Regions from separate parts of the Homo sapiens genome. Here region 1 is linked to region 2. A link is an interaction called in ENCODE POLR2A ChIA-PET data of the cell type or tissue named here. Cell type or tissue: GM12878. All regions are shown on one strand. Each heading gives the region's core, and the rest is flanking DNA. Links, peaks and the distances in the headings are about the cores only.

The links. Peaks named below come from ENCODE experiments on the same cell type or tissue, not always from the same donor. Only the 100,000 strongest peaks of a DNase experiment are listed, where the experiment ranks them.
Region 1: POLR2A ChIA-PET joins it to region 2 with 6 read pairs; 3 of 35 experiments call an interaction of 5 or more read pairs at or near these places.

What each region holds. Positions count from the first base shown.
Region 1 is chr6:15,650,808-15,655,807 of GRCh38, reverse strand. DTNBP1 (dystrobrevin binding protein 1) reads left to right here. Exons shown (of 10, transcript NM_032122.5): 2 at 3,668-3,721; 3 at 4,445-4,495. Among named protein-coding and RNA genes, the nearest start is that of DTNBP1, 9.7 kb to the left of the region's middle. In GM12878, for the core only: no CTCF peak of the experiment used is centred there; a DNase peak (open chromatin) is centred at 1,997; H3K27ac peaks cover 709 bases.
Region 2 is chr6:16,158,608-16,167,220 of GRCh38, reverse strand. It overlaps a transcript of MYLIP not described here and the pseudogene PERPP3. Among named protein-coding and RNA genes, the nearest start is that of MIR4639, 21 kb to the right of the region's middle. In GM12878, for the core only: no CTCF peak of the experiment used is centred there; a DNase peak (open chromatin) is centred at 4,991.

The sequences.
Region 1 (5,000 bases), core at 1-5,000, 510 kb after region 2:
GAAAATACCTTTTTGGCTTTTTGTTACTTTCTTAAGTATATCTGATCTTTTATATTTTTCATCTTAAGAATAATAGTTGGAAACAATCAAGAAAGTTTAGCAGGCAAAAAGATGACTATTTTCAACTTTCCTATGGCTACTTTGTTTTTTTACTTTTTTTTTTTTTTAACTTCGTTTTACTTTCCTATAGCTACTTTGTTTTTTACTTTGTTTTTATTTTTTAGCAGGGAAAAAGATGACTATTTCCAACTTTCCTATAGCTACTTTGTTTTCTCCAACAGTTTCTTTTCTGCATTTTGGCACATTGGCCATTTATTTGGAGAAGAAGTGGTGAGAAAAGATGAATACCTAAAAGATTGTTTTTGTTATTAAAAATGTTTTTTGGCTGGATATGGTGGTTCATGCTTCTAATCCCAGCACTTGGGGAGGCTGAGGTGGGAGGATAGCTTGAGCCCATGAGTTCAAGACCAGCCTGGGCAACATAGGGAGACCCCTGTCTCTACAAAGGGTTTTTAAAAACTAGCTGGGTGTGCTGGTGTGAGCCTGTAGTCCCAGCTACTTGAGAGGCTAAGGTGGGAGGATCGCTTAAGGCCAGGAGCTTGAGGCTGCAGTGAGCTATGATTGCTCCATTGCACTCCAGTCTGGGTGACACAGCAAGACCCTGTCTCAAAAAAAAAATTGTATTTTACAAAGTCTCAAACACACACACAAATAGAATAACACAATGAACCACATATATCCATTGCTGAGATTCAACAGTTTTCAGATACTGCCACGTTTGCCTTGTCTCTCCCTTTATTTATAATGTAAATCTCAGACTTGCCTACTATACCTGTGATATGTCAGCTTGCATCACTAAAAAGGAAACACATTACATAAATGCAGTGCTGATGTCATAACTAATAAAATTAACACTAATTCTTTGATATTATCAATTATGCAGTCCATAATCAGACTTCTTTTGTTCTTAGAAACGACTTTTTACAGTTGGTTTGTTCAAATCCAGATCAGATAAGTTTCACACATTAAATTTGGTTAAAGACCAATTTTTAAAACAGATGACTGTTAAAGAGCCACATGGGGAATCTTTTGTTGAATCTTCCAACAATTTTACTTTCTGTTCCCTGTAACACTCCTTTTTTCCCTTTCATTTCAAACCGGTTTTTTCTTTTTGTCGGTGGCGGGGAGGAGATGGGGTAGGGGGGCAGAGAAGAGAATTCCAAACTTGGCATATTACAATTAAGAAAGTAAAAGTTTGTTTTAGAAATAAATAGTTGAAATACCAACTTAGAGATTTGCTGGATCATATAATTAGAGTAGTCCAAAGAGGATCTTAGGAATTCCCTTTCACACTCAGCTGTATAGAATTCTCCTGAATCACTAAAAATAATGCGAGAATCATTTTGAGTATGAGGCACTGCTGTATATAACTAGGATAATTTTGCCTGAGATGTTCCAACTAAGTATTTTGATCAAACTTTATAGTGGAAATGGTAGAGCATGGCCATAAAAATTGTTTTCCCTAGGTTTTGCTTAATCTTGGTTTAAACCAGATTTACTAGTTTCCAGGATAAACTGAGAAATTTATATTAGACTTTTACACAATTTCCTAGACTTATCTAGAGAGGTATACTAATTACTTTTGTATTAAAGAGATTGCTGAATCTTTTGAATATTGCAGAGGAATTGATCTTGTCAATATTTTATTTTTTGAAAAAGATCATAGAGTAATATGAAACTCTTTGTATGACATTGGCATTCTAATTTGGTTTTAAAAAAATGCAGTTTATCAGAAGTCCCCATATGGTGCTTAATCAGACGTTATAGACAGAAAAGATGGAATCCTGTTTCAGAACCAGCATGCATAGTTGTGCAGATTGTATACTGTACCATGCATTAGTTGAGGCATTCATGCAAGAGTCAACTTGTGTATTAGGACAGTTTCTGGCTGATGGCAGTAAAGTGTCTGGAGGAAGGAGCAGCTATTTCTGTTTTTACAAAGACTTTGTAGGGGCTAGCAGTAGTACTGTGGCCTATATTTTCAGTTTCTATTTACAAATGAGTACTTGTTGAAGTGATTGAGAAGAATGTGTACATGATATCTCATTTTATGTGATATTACTGCATACTGTAGCACTCACTTATTGGCAACCTCAGTTATCTGTAACAGAGTCCACAGCCAAAATAAAGTAAAACTGGGCCAGTGAAGTGAAAATAAATTGTACAGTTTATGAACATCATATTTTACATTAAAAGAGTCTGTTAATTCTATATATGCAGCTCTAGCCCATTTATCTGTTTTCCAGTGCAATAATTTAAAAGCAGCAAGTAGAGGGGAGGAGACTGCTAGAATTAAATAGCTGGCAGAAGCAGTGAGTGAGAGCTGACATCCAGGTGACCAATGGTAGAGAAAGAAAATTTAGGAAAGGTAGACATAAGAGCCCAAACAAACACAAAACTACCATAGATTGGTTTCAGGTTAATAGATGAAGATGCATTTCTAGCTCAGAAGTATCAGGGGAGAGTACTGTTTTGCTGCAAAATGTAGTCAATGATATTCTTAATACTGATCCTGAGTCATCACAAAATGTTAAATGAGATATACAAAATCCTCTTTAATGAAAGAAGTTTGTAATATATTTTAAAAAGCTTTTTCTCAACTAAAATTTCAAATACTGTGGATGCTTAAAGAGATTTGAAGGCCTGGGTAGCATCTACTTAATGAAGTGTGCTGCTTAGATATCTTTGTTACCTATCGATTTCTCCTATGTGGAACATTACTTTTTCTAAAGATGCCAGATAAATTATGTTTTTGTGGTCTGATCACATTTAGGAATCTTGGTTTCTAAAAAAGGGGCTTGGGGTAAGTAAGAATATGAAAATAAGGCCTGGCGTGGTAGCACACACCTATAATCCCAGCTCTATGGGGAGGCTGAGGTGGGAAGATCACTTGAGGCCAGGAGATAGAGACCAGACTGGGCAACATAGTGAGACCAAAATAAAAGTGAAACAAATAGCTGGGCATGGTGGCACATACCTGTCATCCTTGTTACCCAGGAGGCTGAGGTGGGAAGATTGCTTGAGCCCAAGAGTTTGAGGTTACAGTAAGCTACAATCGCACCACTATACTCTAGCCTGGGCAACAGAGTGAGACCATCTCTTAAAAAAAAATTTGCTACAGATTTTCCGTTTGTAGTATCTAACATATAGTAAACACTCAAATATTTGTTGTCTTTTGAGGTACTTAATTCTTGCTTAAAAAAAAAAAAGTAGCTTATCTGACCTAAAATTTTAACATGTGAAAATTTGTGGTTGAAAAATCTCTGGGCTGGGTGGGGTGGCTCATGCCTGTAATCCCAGCATTTTGGGAGGCTGAGGCAGGAGGATCATTTGAGGCATGGGGTATGAGACCAGCTTGGGCAACATAGCAAGACTCCGTCTCCACTAAATAAAAAAAGAAATTACCCAGGCGTGGTGGCGGGTGACTATAGTCCCAGCTACTCAGGAGGATGAGGTGGGAGGATCACTTGGGCCCAGGATTGAGGCTGCAGTGAGTAATGTACATGTCACTGCACTCCAGCCTGGACGACAGAGTGAGACCCTGTCTCAAAAAAATAATAATAATCTCTTGACTTGTAAAAATATTATATTTTATATTGAATTATAGGCTGAAGACTTTAAGTGACAAGTCAAGAGAAGCAAAAGTGAAAAGCAAACCCAGGTAAGCTTGTGCTAAGATTTTAACTTAACTGTGACTTAAATTTCATACAACTTTTGGTGTATTCACAATTGTGTAGTTATATTAATGAACCTTAGATTTGTTGAGTGCATCTGACTACAAAATAATTTATCGATTCTTTCTAAATTTTGTAACAGGAAAATTTTCTAATAAAATCGTGAAATGGTTGAAAAAATGGTGAAGTATAATTGTTTTACTCTGACAGTCAATGAGTATTATTTGATCACAATTAGTCATTTTTAATTTGTATAAGAGCAAAAGTAAAAGTCCTGAATTATTGAAAAGCAAATTAATGATGAAATACTACTTGGCAAATGAGCCTCTTCAGCTATGTTACCTGTTTTGTATGAAAACACCAGGATTGTGCTGTTTGTCCATTTTTTTAATAAAGTAAAGCATGTGACCAGATTTCATTTTCAACCTAGAAATGAACTGTGATCTTACATATTTGTTCTTATCCAACATTATATTAAATAATTTATTGTATGCTGAAGAGAATCTCTGGGGCAAAATGATGGTTGATAGTGTGTTACATACAGTACATTAACTCTGAAATAAAACACATTTCTCTAAAAGTTTAATAATTGTCATTAGTGATTTTAAAATATATTACAATTGACAATGTCAAAATTCTTGTATGTACCTTTTTTTTTTTTTCAGTTGGCTAAATCAAGAACAGTTTTAATAAGTGTTTCTTTTGGGCAGGACTGTTCCATTTTTGCCAAAGTACTCTGCTGGATTAGAATTACTTAGCAGGTAAGTGTTTCATTTGTAGAGGAAGGTTATACTTCTGACTTTTTTACTGACCAAAAATATCTTTTAATTTTGTAGGTTAAAAGCCTTAAAACAGCTAAATTTTATCTTAATGCAGTGATTGGAAATTATTTATGTATTATTTTCCTTGAGGGCTTTCACTTTTCACTCATTAGTACAAAGTCCATTCAAACTTTGAGCAGACAGATCACTATTGTATTTACAAGTCAATACTTTATGATAATATGTACGGCTTCTTTATTACAAGAAAATTGATTCTGGATTTGAGTCCCCAATAATTTTGTTTTTTTGCTTTGATTCTTATGTCATTTCTTTTCCAATCCATTCTTTTATTGACATGGAGTTTAATATTAAAATGTATGGTCTTTTTAGATATAACATCAAAAGCACAAACAACAAGATAAAAATTAGACACAATGGACTTGGTCAAAATCAAATACTTTTGTGTGTCAGAGAACACCATCAAGATAGTGGAGTGACAAAACAT
Region 2 (8,613 bases), core at 2,184-7,183:
TGTCTTCAAGCCTAAAGACAGGATTACATTTAAATCAGGTTCTTTCATTTTAAAATGTGAATTGTTAACTAGGGAGTAATGAGACCCGACCCTTAACCAGGCAGCCCTGGATTTATCCTTATGTCCATAAAGTTCCCAAGTTAAAATGAGCTTCAAAGGTCTGTAAATGTGAGGAATGTTACCTCCTTCCCCCTGGCACTTGTGAACATTTTAGTGGTTGTTTTCTCTGGTCAGATCCTACTGCCTCCAGAGATTTTTTTTTTTAACTTATTTCTCTGCTGTGTTTCCTGAACTTTTTCTAATAAGCAAGATCAGAACTCCTTTAGATACCTCCTTGATTTCGTTTATTGACAATCTAAACCCTACTGAGATATGTCCCTCAGTTATTCTGGACCTCATCAACAAGTCTGAATCATGGTCTCCAATTCACAGAAATGCTAAGATTGCAGCAACTTCTCTATAATAAATTTATAAAATGAGGTAATCTGATAGACAAACTCATTTAAGAAGAGTATTGACCACTTAGATTTCTGATATTTAAAAAAACACGTTAACTGCTGGAAAAGTCAAATAAAAAAAGCTAGAGGATTTCTTATATGTGTTCCATAAAATCACAGTGTTAATATTTCAGAGCTACAGAGAGCCTTGTTGATTATCTAATTTCCTTATTTTGTTATAATGGAAAGTGAGGCTGTCATATTGTGAAATATATACAGTACTTGGTTATCCTCCAGTTTCCTGGCATACAACTCCTAAAATCCTTGGACTCTTCAAAGTAATAAGTGGCTTTGTATGTGCTATTGAATTGACTAATAGGGGCGGTTCCTAGGTAGCTTCAGGATGGGGTTGGTCACCAGAAAGACCAAGGCAAGATTAGAGGGTTGGGACTTTTAGCCCCACCCCGAAACCTTGAGAAGGGGAGAAGGGCTGAAGATTATGTTGGTCACCAATGACCAATGACTTAATCAATCATGCCTCCCTAATGAAGCTTAAAAATCAAAAAGGACTATGTTCTGGAATCTTCCAGGTAGCTGAACCTCCAGACAGTGGAGGTTCCTGGAAGGTGGTGTGCCCAGGGAGGGCACGAAAGCTCTGTGTCCCTTCCTGCATGCCTTGCCCTACACATCTCTTCATCTGTATCCTTTGTAACATCCCTTATAATAAACAGGAAAACTTAAGTGTTTCCCTGAGGTCTGTGAGCTGCCCTAACAAATTAAGGGAACCCGGCGGGGTTGTGGGAACCCTAGTGTATAGCCAGTTGGTCAGAAGCACAGATAATACAACCTGGGGCTTGCGATCTGCATGGGAAGGTGTGTGTGTTGGGGGTAGGGCAGTCTTATGGGTCTGAGCCCTCAATCTCTGGGATCTGACACTCTCTCCAGGTAGATAGCATCAGAATCGAATTGAATTGGAGGACACCCAGCTGGTGTCCACTGAGGAATTGTTTGCTTGCTTGGTGGATGGGAAAAACACCTCCTCAATTGGGTCACAGGAGTCTTCTGTGTTGATTGTTTAAGTGAGAGAATAGAGGGAACGCTTTGGGTGTGTTTTTCCCCCTCATTTGGCAGGGGGGAGTTAAGGTTCCATATAGAATTAAGGTTGCTAATCAATGGACCCTAAAAAAAGGAGAGGATCCTGGGGCGGTGGAGGGCAGTTTTGTGGGACTGAGCCCTCAACCTGTGGGATCTGATGCTGTCTCCAGGTAGATAGCATCAGAATTGAATTGAATAAGAGGACACCCAGCTAGTGTCCTCTGCTGGATTGATTGATTGGCTGCTGGTTGGGAGAAATCTCCACAAACTTCTTCGTGCCCAGAGGTCACAGAAGTCTTCTGTGTTGATTGTTGTTGAGTAAGAGCATAGGAAAAGCACTTTGTTTTTTATTCTTTCATTCACAGAAGTCCACACAGGGGCCCAGAGAAGCAAAAGACAGGACTTTCCTAATATCGCATCAATTGACTTCAGTCTTTCTATTCCTTGCTGCAAGATACTTCTACTAGAGAACAGAAAAAGTCAATATCTAAAGAATGTCCAAAAATAAAAAGTCTTCTTTTAAAATGAGGTCTCGGTACCTCTTCAGGGAATCTGTCCCTTCACAGTTCACAGTTCACAGTCAGGCCTTATTGATCTAAAAAGAACTAAGTTCTTCCTGAGTTTATGGATTTATTATATTCCCATGTTGCCTGCACTAGAATGTAAACTCCAAGAGGGCAGGGCTTTGTCTGTTCTGTTCACTGGTGCACCCTGAGTACCCACCACAGTGCTTGGCCCCCAGATGATGGTCAGAATGAATAAATGAATGAATGAATGAAATGAAATCTGGCTGTCACCATAGGCAAACACTCAGGACTAACAATAGAAGGAACAAAAATAAGATCTGAAAAGGCCGTATGTTTATTACGATAAAAAATAATGTATTAAATGGGCATTTTGAGAAACTTCATTTTGTTTCTTTATGTCCTGGTAATGAGGCCTAAGAAGATCCCAGATATTACCATCTCCCTGGCGTCCCGAAACCTTTACTTATTAGGGTCAAACATCTGCCATTTAACTCATTCATTAATCCATACCTACTAGATATTTTATAATGATATTTTCAATATTAGAATCAAAGGTGCTTAGCCGGGTGTGGTGGGCATGCCTCTAGTCCCAGCTATTTGGTCAGCTGAGGTGGGAGGATCACTTGAGTTCATGAGCGAGGCTGCAGTGAGCTATGATTATGCCACTGTACTCCAGCCTGGGTGACCCCGTCTCTAAAAAAAGAAAAAGAAGAAAAAGGATGAAATGTGCCAGAGGTGTCAGTCAGTAGAAAGTGAAGCAATGGACTAGTATGAGATAATCCACATCATAAATAGTAAATTTTGACTGTCGTGTGTAGGCTGGGTCTAGCCACTGGGATCTTGAGATGCTACTAGTATTGATGTTCTTTTCCATGTGCTCCAAAACAGTGAAAATTCATACATGTTGCCTGTTCTCCCTCCAGTAGTGACTGTAAGACTTTAATTTGATTTAATTCAAAACAATTTAAGTTATTGAGCATGTACTCAACAAATTATTCTGCTAGGCATTTTAGGAAGAGATATATGACAAGGGCTGAGTTCTGATCAATGTCGGCTGTTTGATGCATTGCCTGTCTGGCACATTGCCTGCAAGATGCCTGTAGCAGGAAATTTTTTATCTTACAGTCATGGGGCTGGAAGGATAGGGGAGGAGCTTTTTCTGTTGGATTAAAAAGGAGATACTCAAAGTTGAGTTAATAGAGGACAAAGATGTCAAACCTGAAAAAGAGTTTAATGGGAATGAAGAGACTTCCAATGACCTGAATGGTAAGCAGTTTCAATCCAGAGAAAAATATATTTGAAAAAAACAACAAAGTTATGAATACAGTGGTTTTTAACAAGGTACAAGGGACTTCATGATAGTTTTGTTAACAATGCTTCTTAAACATAACTTTCAATGGACAATGTTGATTTTATGTAAGATCAAGACAAGAGGAAAAGGAAGATTATAGAATTTCCAGATGAAGATAAATGTCAAAGGAAGATGAGGCTTCAGACAGATAAAGACAACAAACAAGTCATGGGAAGGCCCCAGTGAGAGCTGACTCAGTGAGGGAGACTACACACATGAGGAAGTGATAATTGAGTGTTTCGCATCCAGCAGGAAAGAACCTAGAAAAAGAGGAGAGAAAAGGAAATGTATTATAAAATCTCAACAAGTTGTCTAACCCAAGAACCCAAGACAAATTTTGACAGCTTTGTTGGCTTCAGTTTCTAGCATTATTTTTATTGGTTGAATTAGGTACAAGTAGCTCTATGGGTAGCAAAAGCCCACAGGTGATAGAGACAATTTCTGCAAAACAAACACATTGTATCTTGTGGATGGTATAACAGACACCTGCCATGTGTCTGTTGTTGGATACAACCCTACAGGAGGCATGATTCATTTCCAGCAGCACGAGACCAGTGTATTAATCACAATGCTTTTGGCTGCAGGTAATAGGAAAATCAAATAAAGCAGCTTCAACAATAAGGAAAAAGTGTATTACCTCCCATGGCAGTAGGACAGGAGATGGTAAGGGCTGGGTGGGGTGGCCTGAGGCTCTGGGATCAGTGAGTTCAGCTGCTTAATGTTGTCAGGATGACCTAGATCTTTCCACCTATCAGGTCTGCCATCCTCATCATATGCGCTAGCACCCCTCATCTTCACAAGCTTGCATTAGCAGCTCCATGCATTACATCCTCACACAATGCCAAAAGCCGGAAAAGCAGAGGGCGTGTCATCTTTCTGAATCCCTGCCCTCTAGCTCTTTTTAAAAATTAGAATACCTGGTTACTGGGGAAAAATCATAATGAAAACTGCAATTGCTTATTTCACAACTTACAAAATAATGATTCAATATATAAAATGAATTTCTTTTTTTTTTTTTTTTTTTTAGAGTTGAGGTCACACTGTGTTACCCAGGCTGGTCTAGAACTCCTGGACTCAAGCAATCCTCCCACCTCGGCCCTCCAAAGTGCCGGGATTATAGGCATGAGCCACCATGCCCGGCAGTAAAATGAATTTCATTATATAAGTACAAACAATATAAAAATCCTCTGGATATATCATATATATGCCATTGAGAGAAACTCACATTCCTTAAATCTGCTGCTGCATGTTTTACATTAGACATTTTGGATCTATTTACCAAGGAAGACCACATTTTTAACTATATGTTGGTTTTTGCTTACAGTTGCAATCTATCAGAAGCTGTATTTATATAATTAGAGCCTAGTTAAACCTGAGATGAAAACAAAAGTCAAGCCATTTCTTACTCCTAGGCTGTTGGAATGGTGTTTTTTGTGATAGGAATGGCCCTTCTAATGCTTCACTACACAATCTAATCAAATCTATCATCATGATGAATTAGACCCAGTCCATCTTTCAGTCTGGTCTGCTCTGAGCCTGAACATATAGACATAAAACAGTACGAATTTATTAATATAGCATTTTCCCACATCCTCACCCCATAAACCACTTCAAAAGAGGAAATTTCATTTTCACATTTTACTTCTTAAGGAGGCCTCACTACCACACAGGCCTTGGCCATGAAAGAATACGTTCCTAGGTGATGCCTCAAGTTAATGTGAAGCTTAGCAAAAAATCAATTATTCAGGATAGTAATTACAAATTCTCACAAATATTATGCCTGTAGGAAACTATTTTGCTTCTTTAAATATCTGAAGGCTTGCAAAAATGTTTATCTTCTTGCATTTTTTTGGAATGTTTGGTAACTGACAATTTTTACCAATATCTCCCTTTTCTTAGCCCTTAATAGACAGTCCATTCCATCTAGTAAAAACAAAAATTTGATCAGATTATTAAATCTTGAAAGCCTTCTCATTTTTACTATATAAAGGGGTAAGTTTCATATTCATATTCTTTTACAAATGTGGTATAAATTGTACGGATAATATAAGGAAATATTGTCAAATATAGGTAATGAGTGGTGTTTAACTTCACAAAACGTAAATCAAAAATGAACATGAAACTCTAACAGTATTTAAGAAATATTTTCTCCCAAATTGTGCTAGCATTTTCGACTAGTTTAGTAATATCGACTGCCAAAAAATAGGTTCAAAGCAGCCTGAAGAAAACAGCCTGAGGATTAAAAACGGCTTGATATTTTCATCTCAAGTTTAACTGGGCTCTAATCGTATAGCATGGCTTCTGATGGATTGCAACTAGTTCCTTCCTCCAAATCCATCTTCCCACCAGCAATTTTCCTCCTCTCTCATTCCCCACTTGAGGTGATGTATGTAAGTACTTGGTCTGAGGTTGTCCGGGAGGTCATCTTCGCAGTTTGGGAGGCAGCAGCAGGAGAAGGCACAGCCGATCAGGATAATTGTGGGCACCCATCTGAAGCTGTAGGTCCAGTAATAGATGTGACAGCAGGCTTGGCATGAAGGCTGAAGGTCTGGGTGTATTTCACGGGTGTATTACCAGAAGGATGATTCGGAACACAGCAACCAGAGCGAGAGGCTCTAGTCACTCCTACGAAGACAAGCGCTTGGGATCCATAGAGGGCAAAGAAGCAGAGGATGGAATAGATCTTGAGGGTGATAGAGCCACAGAGGAGCATAGCAGCCGCTCTTCACCATGTCTCCCCCCATGAGACCCTGGTGGCCACACTTGTGGGAGCGTCTCCACTCCGGCGAGGATGTGTGGATGTGGTCACTCGCCTGCAACCAGCCCCTGCCAGCCGGTGTGATGATGATGTCAAAGGCCATGGCGCAGAGCAGGAGCCCCACCAGGCCCTGGTGCATAATCGGCTCGGGTGACAGCAGAGAACCAGGTGAAGCCCCTTTGTAAAGAGAACCTGAGCAGAAGCTTCCAGACCCTCACATCTTATTTAAAAAATGTTTTAAGTTAATTTTTTTTTCTAAGTTTCGCTCTGTTGCCCAGACTGGAGTGCAGTGGCATGATCTCGGTTCAAGGCAACCTCCGCCTCCTGGGTTCAAGCAATTCTCCCACCTCAGCCTCCTGAGTAACTGAGATTTCAGGCACCCGCTACCATGCCTGACTAATTTTTGTATTTTTTGTAGAGACGGGGTTTCACCATGTTGGCCAGGCTGGTCTCAAACTCCTGGCCTCAAGAGATCTGCCTGCCTCAGCCTCCCAAAGTGCTGGGATTACAGGCGTGAGCCATCGCACCCGGCCCAGACCTTCACACCTTAGATTGGCAAGAATCCTATCAAATGCCATTTCCAAACCAATACGTGACAGGAGGAATCGAATTCCCGATTGGTTTAGATTAATCAAGATGTATCCCTATGAGGCTGGGAAGGTTCAGCCTCCCCTAAAGGAGGCTGAATAAAATAAAATCAGGATTTTGTGAGAACAGAAGCAGAGTCAGGGAGAAGAGCTGTTGTGCAGGCAATCAACAGTGTCTGCCATAACCCCCCTCTCTTAATTTGCGCACAGTAATATTCACTCTTTGTGGTATATATGGCTCTAGGGTTTTGACAAATTCATAGAGTTGTGTGACCACCACCACTACAATGAAGACAGAGAAATGTACAGGATGGAAGAGAGTGGATAGGTTTATGCTCAACCAGCATGGATTTACTATTGTGGTAGAAACAAGTAAGAGGGAGGGCAGAGTCATTGTTCTTACACGTTTGTATGAACAAACTTCCAGGAGGGTGAGCAGGCAATGCCTAAATCTAATATAGGGAGCTAGGGACAGCATATTGTCAGGGTTTGAAGAAGGGAGAGGTTCCCACTCTGGAGCTGTGGCCTGCTGTGTCCTTATGACTATTTGTATCTCCCGGGGCCCCTTGCTCAGGTGACCATTCCAGACGCCCATCTCTGGTTGCTGCGTGGTGGTAGCCCCGATGGTTTCTTTCGATCCCCTGGGCTCACATTCCTTGCTTTATTCTGCCCATCCTTCTTGCTGACCCTCAGCTAGTCAGCCTGGGGGTATTCAGGTCTTCTGTCCACATTCAGGACATGTCCCTATTCCAAAGAGGAAGGCTGAGTTTGCAGACAGCCTTATTCCAGGCAGGACTGGCTGGATTCAGGATGGTGTGCTGGGAGCTTGGGTGGCCTTTTGATCATTATTATGGCAGGTGGACGGTGCTGATGAACAGATACTGTCACTGTGTTTGAACACAACAGACTGCTTGGACATAACAAAGAATCTAGTAAAATAAGATAATAATTATAAGAAGGACAGCAAACACAGTTAGCTAACTTTTCCAAACCAAAAAGACCGTCCAGCGAGAGCAGCTTTTGAGCCCTGTTCCACAATACTTACAGTGTTTAGAGTCCCATGAAAGGGCCCAACTGTGGCTAAAACAACAGTCATCTAACTCGAGTTGCTTTCTTCCAGGGAGCTGGCGCCAATGCTTGTCTTTACTGCCCAGGGCCAGGGCTTGTTTGTAGAGTGCCTTTGTGCAAAGTGGAGAAAGTCTCCCCACTCCTCACGATGCTTTATTTCCATCTCTTGGGAAATTGTTATAATATGCTGTAAAATTGTAATAGTCAATATCTAGATCCTTGAGGCATAAACTTTGAATGATGCTTCTTAGGGTTGTACAGGGTGCAACCAGCACAGCTGTAAACATAGCCTCAGGACCCAGTTGTTTTGAGGATGAGAATAAGCCCCATTGTCTCAGAAATGTAGCCAGTCTGGGTCAGTGGTTGGAGGATGCCTGGCAGCCTATTAATGTATTCAGTCAACATTGACGGAGTGGTTACTATATTCTGGGCACAGTGTTAAGTGCTTTACGGCATTATCTCATTTAATCTTCAAAAAATGACCATGAACAGGTATTATCTTTGTTTTGTTTTGTTTTGTTTTGTTTTGAGACGGAGTCTTGCTCTGCCGCCCAGGCTGGAGTGCAGTGGCGCGATCTCGGCTCACTGCAAGCTCCGCCTCCCGGGTTCACGCCACTCTCCTGCCTCAGCCTCCCGAGTAGCTGGGACTACAGGTGCCCGCCACCACGCGCGGCTAATTTTTTGTATTTTTTAGTAGAGACGGGGTTGAACATGTATTATCTTTATTCCTATTTTACAGTTGAGGAAGTCAAAGTTTAGAGAGCTTATTCGACTTGTCCCAATTCACAAG